2 separate regions of the Homo sapiens genome follow, and region 2 is linked to region 1. A link is a contact called in ENCODE Hi-C or POLR2A ChIA-PET data. All regions are on one chromosome and are shown on one strand. Each heading gives the region's core, a stretch centred on a gene start or an enhancer-like site at or near the end of the contact. The rest is flanking DNA. Distances are from core to core; before and after follow the strand shown. Region 1 holds the start of TMEM266 (transmembrane protein 266). Region 2 overlaps PEAK1 (pseudopodium enriched atypical kinase 1).

Region 1 (4,043 bases), core at 538-3,037:
AATGCATATACGTTTTATGGGTTTAAATCTGGAGGGAAACAACTTTTTAAACTCAACTCCTTGTGTGTGAGAATTAAATGGAAGCACATCTTGGACCCCACTTTTTATAGGTTTAGTGCCACCTCAAAAAATTCCATACTGATCCATTCTGAAACAACTGCTTTTCTTACTGGAAAGCCACAAAGTTGGTGCAGAATCTATGAAATGGAAAATTAGACCCAAGCCAACATGCTCATGCATAAGCTTGATTTTAATGAAAAGGTACACGGAGCAGCCGCACCTGGAGGAAAAGCCCCCTCAGGGCTCCCCACCTCCAGTATCCCCATGTGCTTGAGTTTGCATCCTTACCCTGTCCCTGACTGTGTGACCTTGGGCAAGTTAGTTAACCTTTCTAAGTCCTGGCTTGTTCATCTTCAACATGGACATAGCAGGTTTGCTGTGAGGACTAAATGAGCTCATACACAAATAGTTTTAGCTCAGTACCTGGTACATATGAACATTTAAGAAACATGTCCTTCTCGTGATTAGATGTGACACTCTGACCATTTTAGAAGCAATTACGGTTCAGCTATCATATCCCAACATCTTGTGATAACCATTTTCATTTTTTGCTTCTAGCTCTTACTATTCTTTTCATCACAATATTTTAGGGTGGAGGTATTTGGGGGAGGAGGTAAGCAGTTATATACATCCCATTTTCCCACTGTTGTTCAAAGCAAGGTGAAAAGCCAGGGAAATAAACACATGCACTGAAGAGAAATTCAGTCTTTAGGATATGATGTGATAGGTGTATGGAATATAAACAAATCATATAATTTCAACCTCTCACATATAGGGCATCAAATCATAGGTAGGTCTTATTTTAAAAGAAAAGCCAAGCAGCATTAAAGAGGATAGAGGGAACCCATATGGGCCTATTGCTAGCTCAGTATTGGTGACTGTGAAACAGGGATGGGTGAGCTAGATTACGGGGGTGTTTCATGGGGTCTGACTTCCAACAGGTGGCTAGCTTTAGTCATGTTCAGATGCAAAACCGTAATGAGTTTGAGTATGCAAGTCCCAGGGATTCTGTTGAAGGCCATCTTTTCTCGGCCATCAAGGGAGACAATTTTCTAGGTTTAAGCCTCCCTGGCAAGTTAGCAAGCAGGGAACTGCCTGCCCTAGCTTGCACCTGTCCCCTGAAGGGGATTCTGGCCTGACGGTGAAGACCCACCATCCCTTCCAGACAGCCCATTCTGCCGCTGGGGCACCTCCCGACAAACGGGGGAAGCCCACTAGGAAGTGGTCACGACCAACCAAGCCACAAATCCTCAGGGTGTGGGATTTCCACCTCTATACCACGTCTGAAAACCGAAAATAGGCGCCCGCTTGCCATACTGCAATGGGATTCCCCCCAGCAGCAACCCCCCCCTCCAGCTTGCATGTTTTATTAATAAATGCAAGATGGCACACGGAGGCAAAGAATGGGAGGTAAGGCATCTGCAGCTGGACCCGAACCAGGGCAGTTTGCAAAAATAAATAAGAAGCATGTGACAAGAAGCAGGTCTCCAGGCTGGAGCTGAAGCCCTGGGCTGCCCCACGCACCCTCGCCTGGCTCCCCCGGCCAGGGGGATGAAGGTCAGCGGCAAGATCCCAGCCCTTCCGAGCACGCATCCTGCAAACCTTGACCGGTCCCCCCACCCCCCGCCCCGACCACAAGACTCGGGCAGTGAGGCAGGGGAAGCTCTGGCCGCGGCCGGCTGCGAGGACACATACCTGCTGCCCGGGCTCGGGATTCGCTCGGCTCTGCAGCGGCGCCGGCCGCGGCTCGCGCTCCCGGGGCTCCCCTCTCCGCCCCCCCGCCCCCTCGCGGCCCCGCCGCTCCCTCCGCCCCTCCGCCCACCGCGCTCGGGGGCGCGCGCGAGGCCTCGCGCCGGCGGCTTGGCCGAGCCCGCGCCTGCGCCCTCGCCTCCCGCCGGCCGCGCGCGCGCGCCCCCGAGGCTGCGGAACGGCGGCGCGGCTGTCTAGGAAACCGCGGCGTCGGCTGGCAGGGGCTGGCGGCCTGAGCTGGGCAGGGGGCGGAGGCGGGGGCTCGGCTGTCTCCGGGGCTGCCACGCAGAGCGGGCTTCGTGGCGTGGGTGAGGGGGTCGCGGGGCAGGGTCGGGGCCTGAGTGCGAGCGTGTGGAGAGGCGAGGGGGCCGCGAAGGGTGGGTTTGACGGGGACGCAGGCGGGGCGCAGAAGCAACAAGTGCGGAGGCCGAGGGCGTCGCTCGGGGAAGCGGAGGACCCCCGCGGGATTTCGTACAGCTGAGAATGGGAACCTCCCGTCGCTTTGGCGCAGCGCTTTGCAGTTTCCAGAGCTCTTTCCCAGTTGCTCCGTTTCATCCGCGCGGGGCGCCCGGTGAGGGAGCGGATGGCACGCAGTGCCCGCTGCGCTTGGAGGCCACCGAGGGGAAAACACCTCTTTCTGTGTGGCCGGAGTCATAGCACGGTCAGAGTGCCTTGACTCTCAGTTGGCTGCCTGGGAGAAAAATACCTGTCAGTACATTCATTTGATGGCCTCAGCTCAGGACCCTTGTAGGACCGTGTTTCTCCTCTTTTTCCGTTTTTCGTTATCTGACTCTTAAAAAGGCTTTTTACACGTCCCCATCTCCTTTCCCCGTGAAATCCCAGTACCGCAGATACACTGTCGACCTGCTTATGTGCTGTATGTGTTATCCGTGCTTGATGCATAAAAAGTAACATTGCGCCCCTTGGAGGCAGCATCGCCCCGGTGGAGAAGCCTGTCCTAGGGCCATGATTGCCAGTTACCGGGTGGGTTAAACGGAACCACTGAGCAATCTGGATGCACCCACAGATATTCTCTGTGGTTAAAAAAAAAGTCCTCACCCATAATGGGTACTACTCTAATTAATGTTTGCAAGGGCTGCTGTGAATACGGCCATTTAAGCAGCTTCTGGATTCATAGTAGCTTATTATCGTTTGTCTTCTCCACCAATTCTTGCTAAAAATATAGCCATTTTCCTATAGGGTGTTGCGATTTTTATCTTAAAATATTTGAAAAGATGGGAAACCCTTGTTTCTAGGACACGGAGTTTCAGAATGGCTTTTGGCTCTGCAGATAGGTTTGATTTCTGATTCTTGTACCTCTTCTAAAGTGTTTTTATTTGATTAGGTCCAGTTGGCCTCCCAGGAATGTCCTTTGTCTTTTCTTCCTGCCGTAGCTTTTTTAGTATGGATAAAATGAAAATGGTAGAGTTGAAGGACTTCAAAACCACCTCTTGGAATTGCCCCACGGTCTTGGACTACCTTCCCTGGATTATACGGGAATATCTATACAGGGAGTATCTACTTTTGGCAAACTGAGAAAAAAATGTAAAATTTCTTCAGATCCTCCTTCGCCTTTCAGCATTTCCTACTCATCTCTAATCTCTAATGGTGGAATTTCAGAGGAAGAAACACTTGGAGATGATACTTGTGGAAGCTACCTGGGTTGCCAAAGGATTTTTCTACATTTCTAGACGGAAGAAATGTGGACTAGAATAGAGAAAGTGGAGATGGGTTAAGAAAAATTAATGGAGGATGCACGGGAGGGGAGCTATAGTTTTCTGACAGTCAGTGACAGCATTTTAACTAGGTACACTTTCTTTAGAAAAAGCTTTGGCATAGCTTGCCCAGATTGTTATCCACTCCATTTTCCACCTTAGTAGAACTCTACTTAAGATTTGATTGAAACTATTGAGAAGCATCCAGTTATAACGCTAATTAACTCTCAGAGTACGACAAGTATTTTGAAACTTGCTGAGAGAAATTTGAAGACCACTTCAAATTTCTACCAGGAATCTTTGTATCCTAATAAAATTTTTTTGAATTCGGGTTCATGCGACTTCAAGGGAACATTTTTTTCTACAATGGCTATTTATAGTATAATAGCCATTGTAGAAAATATTTATATTTATAAATATTTATATTATGTATTTATAATATAATAGCCATTGTATTGAAAATTACATGCTAATAAAGTTTACGTGTGTCTTAAGTGTTCTGGGTTTTGTCCTTTTCTG
Region 2 (4,043 bases), core at 1,097-3,596, 1.1 Mb before region 1:
GGCTAAAGGGAAATTACAAAGTACACAAATTAGTTTAGCTCTCAGTCTTTTAATTTAAGGAAAAGTTTAGGAATGGAGTCAGTTTTTTCAAGTCACTAATAATGGTAAGTCTCATAGTGCCTTTTTCATTCAGATTTTTTGTCTTCTTTTCCCCTCCACAGATTGATCATTCTTAGAAGAGCTGCTGTAACACATAGGGGAAGTGAAAACTAACAGATGAAAGTTTTGTCATGCACTGAAAGAAAAGCATTGTCTGTGAAGTTCTATTTTTAAAAATGTCTGCTTGTAACACCTTTACTGAACATGTTTGGAAACCTGGTGAATGCAAGAATTGCTTTAAACCTAAAAGTTTGCACCAGCTTCCCCCAGACCCTGAGAAGGCACCCATCACCCATGGCAATGTGAAAACTAATGCCAATCACAGTAACAACCACCGCATCAGGAACACGGGCAATTTCCGGCCTCCTGTGGCTAAAAAACCCACTATAGCTGTGAAGCCCACTATGATAGTGGCAGATGGGCAAAGTATATGTGGTGAGCTTAGCATCCAAGAACACTGTGAGAACAAACCTGTCATCATAGGGTGGAACCGAAACAGAGCTGCCTTGAGTCAGAAACCACTTAACAATAATAATGAAGATGATGAAGGAATTAGCCATGTTCCTAAGCCTTATGGCAATAATGATAGTGCAAAGAAGATGTCAGATAACAATAATGGACTAACTGAAGTGTTAAAGGAGATAGCAGGCTTGGATACTGCCCCTCAGATAAGAGGAAATGAAACAAACTCCAGAGAAACATTCTTGGGAAGAATAAATGATTGCTATAAACGATCATTGGAAAGAAAGCTTCCACCAAGTTGCATGATAGGTGGGATAAAGGAAACTCAGGGCAAGCATGTTATTCTGAGTGGGAGCACAGAAGTGATTAGTAATGAAGGGGGCCGGTTCTGTTACCCAGAGTTTTCCAGTGGCGAGGAGAGTGAAGAGGATGTACTTTTCAGTAACATGGAGGAGGAGCACGAGAGTTGGGATGAGAGTGATGAAGAGCTGTTGGCCATGGAGATTCGCATGAGAGGGCAACCTCGCTTTGCCAACTTCAGAGCAAACACATTGTCTCCTGTTCGATTCTTTGTGGACAAAAAATGGAATACCATCCCCCTGCGAAACAAGTCTCTGCAGAGAATCTGTGCTGTGGACTATGATGACAGCTATGATGAAATCCTGAATGGTTATGAGGAAAATTCTGTGGTCTCTTATGGACAAGGAAGCATTCAGAGCATGGTGTCATCTGACTCCACATCACCAGATTCTTCTTTAACAGAAGAATCACGTTCTGAGACAGCCAGTAGTTTATCCCAGAAGATTTGTAATGGGGGATTATCTCCTGGTAACCCAGGAGATTCTAAGGACATGAAGGAAATTGAGCCCAATTATGAAAGTCCCTCTAGTAATAATCAGGATAAAGATTCATCACAGGCTTCCAAAAGCTCAATAAAAGTTCCAGAGACCCACAAAGCAGTCCTTGCTCTCCGATTAGAAGAGAAAGATGGCAAGATTGCTGTACAAACTGAGAAGGAAGAAAGTAAAGCCTCTACAGATGTTGCTGGGCAAGCAGTAACCATAAACCTTGTCCCCACAGAAGAGCAAGCAAAACCTTACCGAGTTGTGAACCTGGAACAGCCATTGTGCAAGCCATATACTGTCGTGGATGTGTCAGCAGCCATGGCCAGTGAGCACCTCGAGGGCCCTGTTAACAGCCCCAAGACAAAAAGCTCATCCTCTACTCCAAACTCTCCAGTTACATCATCTTCATTGACACCAGGACAAATAAGTGCCCATTTCCAAAAATCCAGTGCAATTCGATACCAAGAAGTATGGACTTCTAGCACCAGTCCACGACAAAAGATACCTAAAGTAGAACTAATTACTAGTGGAACTGGACCAAATGTTCCTCCAAGGAAAAACTGTCACAAATCAGCACCTACATCACCCACAGCTACAAACATTTCCTCCAAAACCATCCCTGTTAAGTCACCTAATTTGTCTGAAATTAAATTTAATAGTTATAACAATGCTGGTATGCCACCTTTTCCAATTATCATTCATGACGAGCCAACTTATGCTCGGAGTTCCAAAAATGCTATCAAAGTTCCCATTGTTATCAATCCAAATGCATATGACAATCTAGCTATCTACAAAAGTTTTCTGGGAACAAGTGGAGAACTCTCAGTGAAGGAAAAAACCACAAGTGTAATAAGCCATACTTATGAAGAAATAGAAACAGAAAGCAAAGTGCCTGATAACACCACTAGCAAAACCACTGACTGTCTTCAAACTAAAGGGTTTTCAAACAGCACAGAGCATAAAAGGGGCTCAGTGGCTCAGAAGGTTCAAGAGTTTAACAACTGTCTCAACAGAGGTCAGTCTTCACCACAGAGAAGCTATAGTTCCAGCCACAGCTCCCCAGCAAAGATCCAGAGAGCCACTCAAGAGCCTGTGGCCAAAATAGAAGGCACTCAGGAGTCTCAGATGGTGGGCAGCAGCAGCACCAGAGAGAAAGCAAGCACAGTGCTTTCTCAGATTGTGGCTTCAATCCAACCCCCACAGTCTCCTCCAGAAACACCTCAATCTGGCCCTAAAGCTTGCAGTGTGGAAGAGCTTTATGCCATTCCTCCAGATGCTGATGTTGCTAAGAGCACACCTAAGAGTACGCCAGTCCGGCCCAAATCTCTCTTTACATCTCAGCCTAGTGGTGAGGCTGAAGCACCTCAGACCACAGACAGTCCTACCACCAAAGTACAGAAAGACCCATCCATAAAGCCAGTCACCCCCTCTCCCTCCAAATTAGTGACTAGCCCCCAAAGTGAGCCACCAGCTCCCTTTCCCCCGCCACGCTCTACTTCTTCTCCTTACCATGCAGGTAACCTTTTGCAGAGGCATTTCACCAACTGGACCAAGCCAACCAGCCCTACCAGGTCAACAGAAGCTGAATCAGTTTTGCACTCTGAAGGCAGCAGGCGGGCAGCTGATGCAAAACCTAAGCGCTGGATATCATTTAAAAGCTTCTTCCGCCGTCGGAAAACAGATGAGGAGGATGACAAAGAGAAAGAGCGAGAGAAAGGGAAACTGGTGGGCCTGGATGGCACAGTCATTCACATGCTGCCTCCTCCTCCAGTTCAGCGCCATCACTGGTTCACAGAGGCGAAAGGAGAGTCCAGTGAGAAACCAGCCATTGTCTTCATGTACAGGTGCGACCCTGCTCAAGGCCAGCTCAGTGTGGATCAGAGCAAGGCTAGGACAGACCAGGCAGCAGTCATGGAGAAGGGTAGAGCAGAGAATGCATTACTACAGGACTCAGAGAAGAAGAGGAGTCATTCTTCTCCATCACAGATTCCTAAAAAGATTCTCAGGTATGTAAAATAGACTGGAAGAATATGGGAATTTTTTAACACATTTTCAGGTGCTAAGTTTTTTATATCTTTTAAGATTGCATAAGAACCATTTCTGTTTGTAAGTAGCACTCTGTGGCCATCATCTATCTTTATAACTGCATTCCAAGATTAGAATAGTATTAAAGTGATCTTACTGCACTGAACAAGGTTTATAGCCCTGGATCTTTGGCTTAAGTAGCCTACTGCATTCTGGTGAATGCAGAGGAACTTTAGCATAGAAAAGCAAATCCATAACACCTTAATAGCAATAAATAATGTGTTGTTTTGGAATGTGATGGTAGTGTGAGGAAGAAACAGGATCAAATGAATAAATGGTGGTACTGTTCTTTCCCTCACTGTAAATGAAATAAAGCTCTTCCAGCAATTCTTTTTGTTTTTTATGAAGGTGTTATCTCTATATGCATTACTTATTTTAAGGGAATATTTGTTTTTTTATTGCTGTCTCTTTCTGTCCTCCTTCCAAGTGTTGTGGAAAAAAATGGAGGGTGGTAAGCAAGCAATTTATAGTTATTTAGCATGTGGGTGAAATAGGAGAAGTTGAGTATTGAGACTGAGACCCAGTAGTATAATATTCAGTTCAGCTAGACAG

The links. Hi-C counts contacts between places; a loop is a spot of excess contacts on that map. ChIA-PET counts read pairs that join two places held with the same protein, here RNA polymerase II (POLR2A). Pooled maps may share reads with other maps.
Region 2: a map with no recorded cell type shows a loop between it and region 1 (4-fold over the local background). The contact joins the enhancer-like site here to the promoter of TMEM266 in region 1. A Hi-C loop is called at or near these places in 1 of 37 single-sample maps with no recorded cell type and 2 of 50 pooled maps. POLR2A ChIA-PET finds 5 or more read pairs at or near these places in 1 of 52 experiments (activated T-cell).

Annotation. Positions count from the first base shown.
Region 1 is chr15:76,057,729-76,061,771 of GRCh38, reverse strand. It overlaps TMEM266 (transmembrane protein 266), which reads right to left and starts at 1,787. Exons shown (of 11, transcript NM_152335.5): 1 at 1,756-1,787. It also overlaps a transcript of NRG4 not described here. RefSeq lists a silencer at 2,745-2,794.
Region 2 is chr15:77,178,159-77,182,201 of GRCh38, reverse strand. PEAK1 (pseudopodium enriched atypical kinase 1) reads left to right here. Exons shown (of 10, transcript NM_001385026.1): 7 at 162-3,412. The coding sequence starts at 276. Among named protein-coding and RNA genes, the nearest start is that of LINC00597, 45 kb to the left of the region's middle. RefSeq lists enhancers at 277-366, 2,208-2,347. Within about 2 kb of position 2,346, at least 4 of the 41 ENCODE cell types and tissues checked have a DNase peak (open chromatin) inside an H3K27ac peak, as active enhancers do.